2 separate regions of the Homo sapiens genome follow, and region 2 is linked to region 1. A link is an interaction called in ENCODE POLR2A ChIA-PET data of the cell type or tissue named here. Cell type or tissue: Panc1. All regions are shown on one strand. Links, peaks and the distances in the headings refer to the core of each region. The heading gives the core; the rest is flanking DNA. Region 1 overlaps CCDC81 (coiled-coil domain containing 81). Region 2 has its middle 28 kb from the start of PRSS23.

What was found. Peaks named below come from ENCODE experiments on the same cell type or tissue, not always from the same donor. Only the 100,000 strongest peaks of a DNase experiment are listed, where the experiment ranks them.
Region 2: POLR2A ChIA-PET joins it to region 1 with 8 read pairs; 2 of 35 experiments call an interaction of 5 or more read pairs at or near these places.

What each region holds. Positions count from the first base shown.
Region 1 is chr11:86,399,746-86,405,130 of GRCh38, forward strand. CCDC81 (coiled-coil domain containing 81) reads left to right here. Exons shown (of 15, transcript NM_001156474.2): 7 at 933-1,056. Among named protein-coding and RNA genes, the nearest start is that of CCDC81, 28 kb to the left of the region's middle. In Panc1, for the core only: no CTCF peak of the experiment used is centred there; no DNase peak of the experiment used is centred there.
Region 2 is chr11:86,770,109-86,775,493 of GRCh38, forward strand. No RefSeq gene overlaps it. Among named protein-coding and RNA genes, the nearest start is that of PRSS23, 28 kb to the right of the region's middle. In Panc1, for the core only: no CTCF peak of the experiment used is centred there; no DNase peak of the experiment used is centred there; H3K27ac peaks cover 862 bases.

The sequences.
Region 1 (5,385 bases), core at 186-5,185:
TTTCACATCTCACTTTCTCCATGAAAACTTATCACTGAATTCTGAAGTGGCTTCTCTCCTCTGAACATATCAGATCCTTAAAGACTACAACATTTGGCTGGGCATGGTGGCTCACGCCTGTAATCCCAGCACTTTGGGAGGCTGAGGTGGGTGGATCACCTGAGGTCAGGAGTTCGAAGCCAGCCTGGCCGACATGGCGAAACCCCATCTCTACTACTACTACAAAAAAAAAAAAGTTAGCTGGGAGTAGTGGTGTGCACCTGTTATTCCAGCTACTTGGGAGGCTGAGGTGGGAGAATTGCTAGAACCTGGGAGGCAGAAGTTGCAATGAGCTGAGATTGGGTTACTGCACTCCAGCCTGGGCGACAGAGTCAGACTCCATCTCAAAAAAAAAAAAAAAAAAGAAAAAGACTGCAACATTTATTTGTGACTTATACATTTTGCATCACTGTCCTAAGTTGTTATTTATTAAATGTATATTATAAAGCACTTAGCACTGTTAGCACATAAGATGACCTCCAAATGGGAGCTCTCACTTTTTTGTTTGTATCTTATTTTTCTCTTCAACTATATCTATCGAAAGATCTTTACAGGCAAAATGTCTAAATCTACAGATATCAAAGTTGTAAAACTACCACTGTTCATTTTTCATGAGAAATGTTAACTAAACTAACACGTCTCCTGGTCATGTTATATCCAGCCCACTTCCTGCATTTATGTTATTGCCTCTTTTTGTCCTCTAAATGCTTAGCACAGTGCTTTCTTTGCGAATATACAGCAAAAACATTTTTTTATACCACAATAGAACAAGGGGTGATTATTTAAAGATAAGAGAGTGTATCTTATATGAAAATTTCCCTTGGTAAAAACTACACAGTTAGTGGTTTGAGAGTTGAAAGGAGACTCGTTTTCATTCATTCTTTATTCTACAGATATCTCATCACCCAAAAGACTTCGAGATAGACAAGCTTTGTTCCCTGCCAAAGTGACAAATGTCAGCTTGCTGGAAAAGTTTGAACGAAGTGAGAGTGGTGGGAAGATTATGACCCCTGAAAGGTAATGCATTGACTTTTTTTTTTCTGTTGTACTTTACTAAATATATTTTTGAGTCGTTGCTTGATGCGGGGAACTGTAATTGTTCATTAATTCATTTATCCAGTGTTCTTTAGAGCTTTCTATATGCAACATGATGGGAATAATAAAGGTGACCAAGGTTCACCATCTAGTGGGAAAGCCAGACATATGCAGAGGGATAAATTACGATTCAGTGGAATAGATGTTATGACACAGGCGGAAACAAAATAGCACAGAGTTGGGATCATCCAACTTTTTCTGTAGATTTGGGCTTCCCAAATCTACAAAACTTTCATGTTTTCCGAGTGCTTGGATATTATGATGTGACACAATGTTATATTTACATCAAATTGGAAAGTAGTTTTGCCAAACATAGCCAGCACTCCATTAGTTCTCAATAAACATTACTTGAATGAATGAGTGTATTACAATTTATCATGGTCGTTTTCTTCTTGTGATGGTATGTCAAAAGATTTCTAAAATATTTTATCCTTCTCTCTGAGTAGGATACTTTTTAAGACCTCAAATCAGTCAACCATACTCAACCATGCTCATTCATTGTTTACTGAGCACCTAACTATGTACTTTGCATTGTGCTGCCAACCTTTAATTTATTAATGTGTCAAAATTTATCAGCTATCATATGTGCAATTTATGTACTTTGTGGATTACTAAAGTCATGTTAAAAACTCTAGGAATGCTTGTTTTGGATAATATCACTGTTATGAAAGATAATTGAGAATTAGATGTATAGTACTTGGGAATTTAATTCAATACAACAAATATTGAGCACCACCATGTGCCAGGTAATATTCTAGGCACTGAAGATTCAGAGTTACAGATGTATAAACCTGCTTTTATAAAACTTACAGTGTTGCAGGAAGACTGAAATTAAAAAAAAAATGCATGCGACGAAGACAACAAAAGTACAGAGGCTGCAAAAGGACAGAGTAATTGTTGGAAGTGGTTGGTAAAGGTTTCCTATAGAAGTTGACTCAAAAATGTTTGTTTCCTGTAGAAGTTAACCAAAAAATAGGCCAGGCGCAGTGGCTCACGCCTGTAATCCCAGCACTTTGGGAGGCCGAGGCAGGCGGATCACGAGGTCAGGAAATCAAGACTATCCTGGCTAACACGGTGAAACTCTGTCTCTACTAAAATAAAAAAAATTACCCGGGTGTGGTGGTGAGCGCCTGTAATCCCAGCTACATGGGAGGCTGAGGCAGGAGAATGGCGTGAACCCGGGAGGTGGAGGTTGCAGTGAGCCAAGATAGTGCCACTGCTCTCTAGCCTGGGTGACAGAGCAAGACTCTGTCTCAAAAAAAAAAAAAAAAAAAGAAGTTAACCAAAAAATGTTTTTTTGTGCTGATTACTAAAACAACACGTTTATCATAGAAATTTTGAGAAAACCAAAAAAGCAAGAGTTATAAAAAATCACCCATAATCCCTCTACATAGAGGAAACTTTATATTAACCTTATGATGTATGTCGTTTATTTCAATGCATATACAATATATACAGATACTTACACTTGGAATATACACAGTTTTTAAATAAAATTGAGATATTATATGGATTTTTGTTACATTTAATAAGTGGTGATTTCCCCATGACATTAAATATTCTAAAACCTTAACAAATAATTGCACATCATCTTAATGAAAGGTTAAACCTTTTGTTTAACCAATCTCCTATTGGATATTTAGATGGCTTCCAGTTTTTAAGTACTATAAATAATGTTGTGAAAATATAATTAAACATAATTCCTTGCATACAACTGGATATTCCATAGGATAAAAACTTTAAAGTTAAATTTCAGAGATAAGAGGTGAGTCCATTTTCATGCCTTTGATACACATTTCCAATTATCTTCTTCATGGTTGTAGCAAATTATCCTCTCAGCAACAGTAATATGAGAGAGTGCTATATTTTCTACAGCTTTGCTAATACCATAGCAAAGTGAAATGATGGTATTTCATTATTGTTTTTAACCTATGTTTGTTTGATTTCTAGTGGGTTTTTTTGTTTTGTTTTGTTTTTGAGATAGCATCTCACTCTGTCACCAAGGCTAAAGAACAGTGGCATGATCATGGCTCACTGCAGCCTCAACCTGCTGGGCTCAAGTGATTTTCCTGCCTCAGACCCCGAGTAGCTGGGACTATAGGTGTGCACCACCACACACCAGCTAATTTTTTGATTTTTTTTTTTTTTTTTTTTTGTAGAGATGGGGTCTTAGTATGTTGTGTAGGCTGGTCTAGAACTCCTGGCCTCAAGCAATCCTCCCACTTCGGTCTCTCAAAGTGCTGGGATTACAGGCATGAGCCACCACACCTGGCCTGCATTTATTTTTATCTTGTTTCTTGGCCATTTGTAGTTCTTTTACAGTTTTCCTGCTTGAATCCTGTGTCCTTTTTTAACTGGGAGCTTTACTTTTTCTTAAAAAAAAGTTGTATTTTTATAAAGAGAACTTCATATATCATAAGTATGAATAGTTTTCTGATGTGTATGTTTTAAACATTTTCCCAATTCTTTTTTTTCTTTTTAATTTTGTTTCTGCACCATTTAGTGCACAGAAGTTTAAAATATATCTTTTCTGATTTACCAACCTGTCCAAGTCCCCAAACACCATGTTTGGGAATGTCAGTCCATGATTACATTTTCATTTTGAAAAAAATATTCTTTTAGAAGAGTAAAGAATGATTTAGAGGGATAAGATTAGCAGCAGAGGAAGAGGTGTAATAAAATGGAAAAGTGTAGCACAATTTAGCAGATCAAGGCAGTAGTCTAGGCAATCTGTTTCCAACAAATGACCCTAAGGCCTCAGAGGGCCTTAAGAGCATATCAAAGGCTGAGAGTGAGGTAATATGGGTGGGACTCTGGGCTCTATTTCCTCACTTCCACTGGAGGATGTGTGCTGTTTTTCTGTTTTATATTATTGGGATTTGAGTAACATTTGTTTAAACTAAGAAGGATAGGACTTTCATTGTTTAACAGTTGAGTATAACTCGTTTGGGGAAAGGTAATAAGGGTATGAAACAAAGATCAGATGGAAAGCTTTAGCTTTGTTGGGGATTAGTTAAGGGAGGTTAAGAAGGAGATGTCAAAGATGACCCCAGATTTTGGCTTAGGTAACTGGGAGAAGATGGCACCATTATTCAAAATAGGGACTACTATAGGAAGTGCAAATTTGGCTGGTGCTGAAGGGCATGTAGTGGTTAGTGAGTCTGTAAAATTTTCACTCCGAGTTAGAGGATTAAAAAAAATACAAATGAATCCTCTTGGATCATAAGAAACCAGATTGAGACATATTTCTTATTACTTCCTCATGTCAGTTGCATCTGACAGGTTATTTAAATCAAACCTTTAGGGAATCAGCATTCGCCCCACCCCAGATTTTGAGGCCTAAGAGAAGTTATTAAAAAATAAAGTGTTCTGCTTATAGCAATATGGTGGTCTAAATAATCTGAAAAGGTCCTCTACTGAGAGCCAAATCTAGTCCACCATATATTTTTATAAACAGTTTCACCGAAACACTGCTATGCCCATCCATTTGCATATTATCTGTACCTGCTAGTTGTGTCAGGGACTGTATGGCCCTCAAAGCCTAAAACATTCACTCTCTGGCTGTTTTCATAAAAAGTTTTGCAACCCCTGCTCTAAAGGATCTTATTTTCATCTCAGGCTCCTGACTTCTGACAGATGGAGTTGGGCTAAAAATGAAGTCAGAATCCAAAATTACAAAGACCACATGGAAATAAGCTGCCACATAATGAGAGCCATCAGAAACAAAAGATGGAAGAATTGAGCTCTCAAGGATTGTGGATCCTGAATATTATAAAATACAGAATATAGAATAAGATGTTTAAAATCTTTACATAAATTAAAAGAATGGAGAGTATGAACAAGGTATAAGAAATTAGAAAACATGACCAGTGTGGTCAGAGTCGAGCATTTGCATTTTGGAATTGCAGTAAGGGAGTGTAGACTTATACAATACTTAATTCATTGGTTATTCAGAAGACACATTTTATTACTTTTTCCAAATGAATAGAGGTTTGTAGTGGGGCGCTTTCTCATTTTATGCTGTGGTTCATTTAATGTTAGTTATTTGGTACTTTGTAATTTGCTGAACCTTCTTTTCTAGCTTGAGTACTTTTACAGTAATTGTTTTATGTATACTTGAAGACATTGTATACTACTATTCCTTAGATGTAAATTTCTAGATATTTAGATATTAGCTAAACCTTGTTAAAATAAGTTGTTAAAAGCTTTTAAATCCTCACTATTTTTTTCTTTGAGAGAGATATTAAAAAT
Region 2 (5,385 bases), core at 160-5,159, 370 kb after region 1:
ATATCTTCTAAAGGTTTTTCCATGCATTCATGTACAAAAATAGGTTAAACTGATTTTATTTTATTTTATTTTATTTTATTTTATTTTTTTATTGATCATTCTTGGGTGTTTCTTGCAGAGGGGGATTTGGCAGGGTCATAGGACAATAGTGGAGGGAAGGTCAGCAGATAAACAAGTGAACAAAGGTCTCTGGTTTTCCTAGGCAGAGGACCCTGCGGCCTTCCGCAGTGCTTGTGTCCCTGGGTACTTGAGATTAGGGAGTGGTGATGACTCTTAACGAGCATGCTGCCTTCAAGCATCTGTTTAACAAAGCACATCTTGCACCGCCCTTAATCCATTTAACCCTGAGTGGACACAGCACATGTTTCAGAGAGCACTGGGTTGGGGGCAAGGTCATAGATCAACAGCATCCCAAGGCAGAAGAATCTTTCTTAGTACAGAACAAAATGGAGTCTCCTATGTCTACTTCTTTCTACACAGACACAGGAACAATCTGATTTCTCTATCTTTTCCCACATTTCCCCCTTTTCTATTCCACAAAACCGCCGTCGTCATCATGGCCCGTTTTCAATGAGCTGTTGGGTACGCCTCCCAGACGGGGTGGCGGCCGGGCGGAGGGGCTCCTCACTTCCCAGACGGGGCGGCTGCGGGGCGGAGGGGCTCCTCACCTCTCAGACGGGGCGGCTGCCAGGCCGAGGGGCACCTCACTTCTCAGATGGGGCGGCGGCCGGGCAGAGACGCTCCTCACCTCCCAGACGGGGTCGCGGCCGGGCAGAGGCGCTCCTCACATCCCAGACGATGGGCGGCCGGGCAGAGACGCCCCTCACTTCCCAGACAGGATGGCGGCCGGGAAGAGGCGCTCCTCACCTCCCAGACTGGGCAGCCGGGCAGAGGGGCTCCTCACATCCCAGACGATGGGCGGCCAGGCAGAGACGCTCCCCACTTCCCAGACGGGGTGGCGGCCGGGCAGAGGCTGCAATCTCGGCACTTTGGGAGGCCAAGGCAGGCGGCTGGGAGGTGGAGGTTGTAGCTAGCCGAGATCACGCCACTGCACTCCAGCCTGGGCAACATTGAGCACTGAGTGAACAAGACTCCGTCTGCAATCCCGGCACCTCGGGAGGCCGAGGCTGGCAGATCACTCGCGGTTAGGAGCTGGAGACCAGCCCGGCCAACGCAGCGAAACCCCGTCTCCACCAAAAAAATACGAAAACCAGTCAGGCTTGGTGGCGCGCGCCTGCAATCGCAGGCACTCGGCAGGCTGAGGCGGGAGAATCAGGCAGGGAGGTTGCAGTGAGCCGAGATGGCAGCAGTACAGTCCAGCTTCGGCTCGGCATCAGAGGGAGACCGTCGAAAGAGAGAGAGAGGGAGAGGGAGAGGGAGACCGTGGGGAGAGGGAGAGGGAGAGGGAGAGGGGAATTTTTGTCTAAACTGATTTTAAAATAAAGATAAAATAACATTCTACATTGTATGCTGTAACCTGCTTTTCTTTAATTCAGTCTACTCAACATCTTTGCTTTGGGGCCTCCCAGATAATACAGGATAATCTCACATCTCAAGATTCTTAAACTCATTTGCAAAGTCCATTTTGCTATGTAAGGTAACATATTCACATGTTCCAGCAGGGATTAGAACAAAGACATCTCTGGGGGAGGGTGGCATTATTCTGCCTATCACAAGTTGTCCGTAGCCTAGGGAAGTGGAAGGGAGCAGAGTGGTAGTTGGGGGATTCCAGGCACAGGGAACAGCAGAGTGTGATGGGACTTCCTTCTCTCCCCACTCCCAAAGCCTCCATGCTGATAAATATACTCTCTTTTAAAAAAATAAGTTTGTAGCTATTATGGACATTTTTTTGTGTGTGAACTCAATCTTTCTTCTTGGAAGATACCTTTTTCCCACAGCATGTGATTCTGGAAGGTTTGTCAAGGAAGAAAGGCACATGTGATCAGGCTGACTAGTCACAGTACCCCACTCCTTGGGGCACAGTAACTGGTTGAAGGATGGGCAAGTGACCCAAACAGGGCCAATCTGACTGTTTGTGGGAGGGGCCTGGTCTGGATGCTGAGACAAGGAAGCTCTAGTTGTTGATACTTTGCAAATTGCTGATAAATACTGTGAGCTCTAGAAACGCTGGAACCACTGGGGGCTACTTTCTTACATCTAGAGAAATCCTGTCTAAAAAGGGAGCCATCCCAGCGGAGAGAATTGAGAGAGAGAGAGAGAGAGAGAGATCAGAGGATATCATCTGAACATTTATTCCAGCGTGCCTAAAGCAGACAAGTTCTAGACTCTTCAATTGCATTAGCCAATAAATTCTTTTTTTTTTTTTTTTTTTGAGATGGAGTCTCGCTCTGTCGCCCAGGCTGAAGTGCAGTGGCGGGATCTCAGCTCACTGCAAGCTCCGCCTCCCGGGTTCATGCCATTCTCCTGCCTCAGCCTCCCAAGTAGCTGGGACTACAGGAGCCCACCACAAGCATTAGCCAATAACTTCTTTTTCTTCCTTTGCTTGAACTAATTTGATTCAGGTTTCTGTTACTTAAAATAAAGAGTCTTCACTAATAAAATATTATTCCATAATATGGATGCATTAAAATAAAATTAACCACATTCCCTAATGTTGAGTCTTTGGACCGTTTCCAACTTGTACTATTTTAATAATACCATAGTAAACCTCCTTGTACATATATCTCTATGCATATTACTGATAATTTAGAACACATTCAAAGAAATATATTTAGAATACATTCTAATGTATTCTTTAGAATACATCCAAAGAAACTCATCAATTAAGCCTACTGCAATCTGGCTGCAGCCCCACAGCTCTGCTTAAATTGCCCTCTGCTAGGGCACCAAACATTTCCTCATTGCCTATTCCAGCAATTCTTTTTTCATCCTCATTCTGTTCAACCTATTCACATTCCTTCTATCTGTAAAATCCTCCTGGGCTTCAGTGAGTCTTTCTCCCAGCTCCTATTCCTACTTCCAGGGTTCAATTTGGGCACCAATTCTGAAGAACTGGTAGGACTACTGGGAGGAGTCCCAGTAGTTGTGAACAGTTTTTTAAATCGCAACAAAGCTTGGCAGGAGAATGTGTGATCAATAATTAACAATGTTTTCCAATGTACTGACGCATGGTGGGTGGGGAAGGAAAATGCTAAAAATTGTAGCAAGAGAGCCAAACATTTGCCATTGCTATAACCAGAGTTTCTTAATCTGGAGGATAAAGGTTAGGAGATGCCCTGGGGATTTCAAAGTGACCCCAGAGCTTCATGAATCCCCTGGAGTTAGATGCAAATATTGTGTGATCACATCTAGGTATCTAGGATCTCCAGGAAGATCAAGAGCCATTTCTATAGGACAGTCTCCTGACCTGTGTTTTCCTCAAGTGGCCTTGCGGAACTTATTGTTCGGAGAAAGAAAAAGTCAAGTGACCCAGTAATTACCCATCAAACTGATGCATGAAATGACATCGGGAAAATGTAGGTGGTCCCTGCAAGATTCTTTAGGGAGAAACACAAGGTCTTCTTACACTGCCCTGTGGGCTGGCCCAGCATGACTTGGCTGAGTAGGGAGGGAGGGCAGGCAAGTTGAGAGAAGGTACAGCTGCTCTCCATGATGTGCATTTCATTCTTTAACTCTGTTCTCCTAACCCACTCCTGGACAGCTCTACCTCAGCTTCTCCCAAAACTATTTCTAGCTCTCCAGTGCCCAAGAAGCCTGCACAGTGTACTGCCAGAGGCCTCCCTCCAGCTGTGCCCCAAAGTGCAGAAGTTTGTGACATCTGGAAATGTGCACATTTGGGAAACAGTGCTCAGGCCAGCTACATTTGGCTTTGAGTATGATTTGCTTCTGCCCTTTCTGTCTATTGTAGGCCTCTTTAATTATGGTGGCTCCGTTAAGATCTCCTTATCTTGGTGACTATCAATGTTTTGAATTCCTTGCTTTTTTCCCCCCAAGTTTAATGAGAAATATTTCCTGTCAACATTTCTTCTGTCCTCTCTGGTGACTGTAACTTCAGCTGTTATCTTCAGTGAAATTCATTAAAAAGGATGAATATCTCATGTTCCAAGATCACTAGCAGAGATGTTAAATGGAAGAAGATTGAACCACAGGCTTCTTCATATCCTCTTGAGACCTCCCAGAATCCAGCCTGGAAACTGTATTTCTAGGTATTCTGTGGTCATAGTTCCACACTGCACCTTGACAGACCTCTCTGGATCCCTTCCAAGAATATAATTTCTTGAGACCAATTCAATGTCTTATTAATATTTTAATCTGCATCCTGTGACCCATGAAAATCTCTAACCCGTGCTTTCCAAATACCATTCAATCTTCCACAGAGTACCTATAGTGAGATATTTTTCTCCCCACATAATTACTTGGAGCATTGCTTCACATAAAAATCTGGCATTCACACATCTCAATCTGGCATTCAGGGCCCTACAGTTTGATGTCCTTTCCTTCTAGAAGTTATGTGCATTTCATTCTTTAGCCCCTACAAGGACATGTGCTCTGGACTCAGATGACCTTAGTTCAGATTGTGATGCATATACTTCCTAACTATGTGACTTTGGAGAAGCTAATTAATATCTCAGAGTCTAAGTTTCTTCTGTCATGGAGTGACTGACAGAATTAAATTGCATAACATCATTAAGAGATTTAAATGAGATAATGCATGGAAAGCATTTAGCAAAGTGCCTGGACCATAGTAAGTGCTTTTGGTGAGCAGAATGGCCCCTCAAAGAGGTCCACACCTTAATCCCTGGAACCTGAGAAAGAAAAAAAACTCAGATGTAATTAAGGTTAAGGATCTTCAAATGGGGAGATTTTCCTGGATTATCTGATTGGGCCAAATATAATCACATGAATCCTTAAAAGCAAGGAACATTTTCCTAATAGAGGCAGAAGGATACAGAAGGAGGAGTTAGAAGTTAGAAAGATTCAAAACATGAGAAAGACTCAGTGTTGTGGCCCACTCTGAAGAATGGAGTGGGCCATGGATGTGGACTGCAGATAGACCTTTAAGAGGTAAGGGTGGTCCCCAGCTGACAGTCAGAATGGAAGCAGGGACCTCAGTCCTACAACTCTAAGGAACAGGTTTGGCCAACAAGCTTGGAAGTAGGTTCTTCCTCTGAGCGTCCAGTAAGAAATGCAGCCCTGCTAACACCTTAATTTTAGCCTGGAGAGACCCATGTTAGGCTTCTGCCTCCAGAAACTGTGAGATAATTTATTTTAGCTGTTAATTCGTGATAATTTGTGATGGCAGCAATAGAAAATGAATCCATTGCTAAGCAATATTGGCTATGATTTGCCAGCCACACTGGCCTAAGATTCCCCAGCTCACCTGCCGCCATCTTCCAGTTGTGGGAAAATCCCTTTCCTCAAATA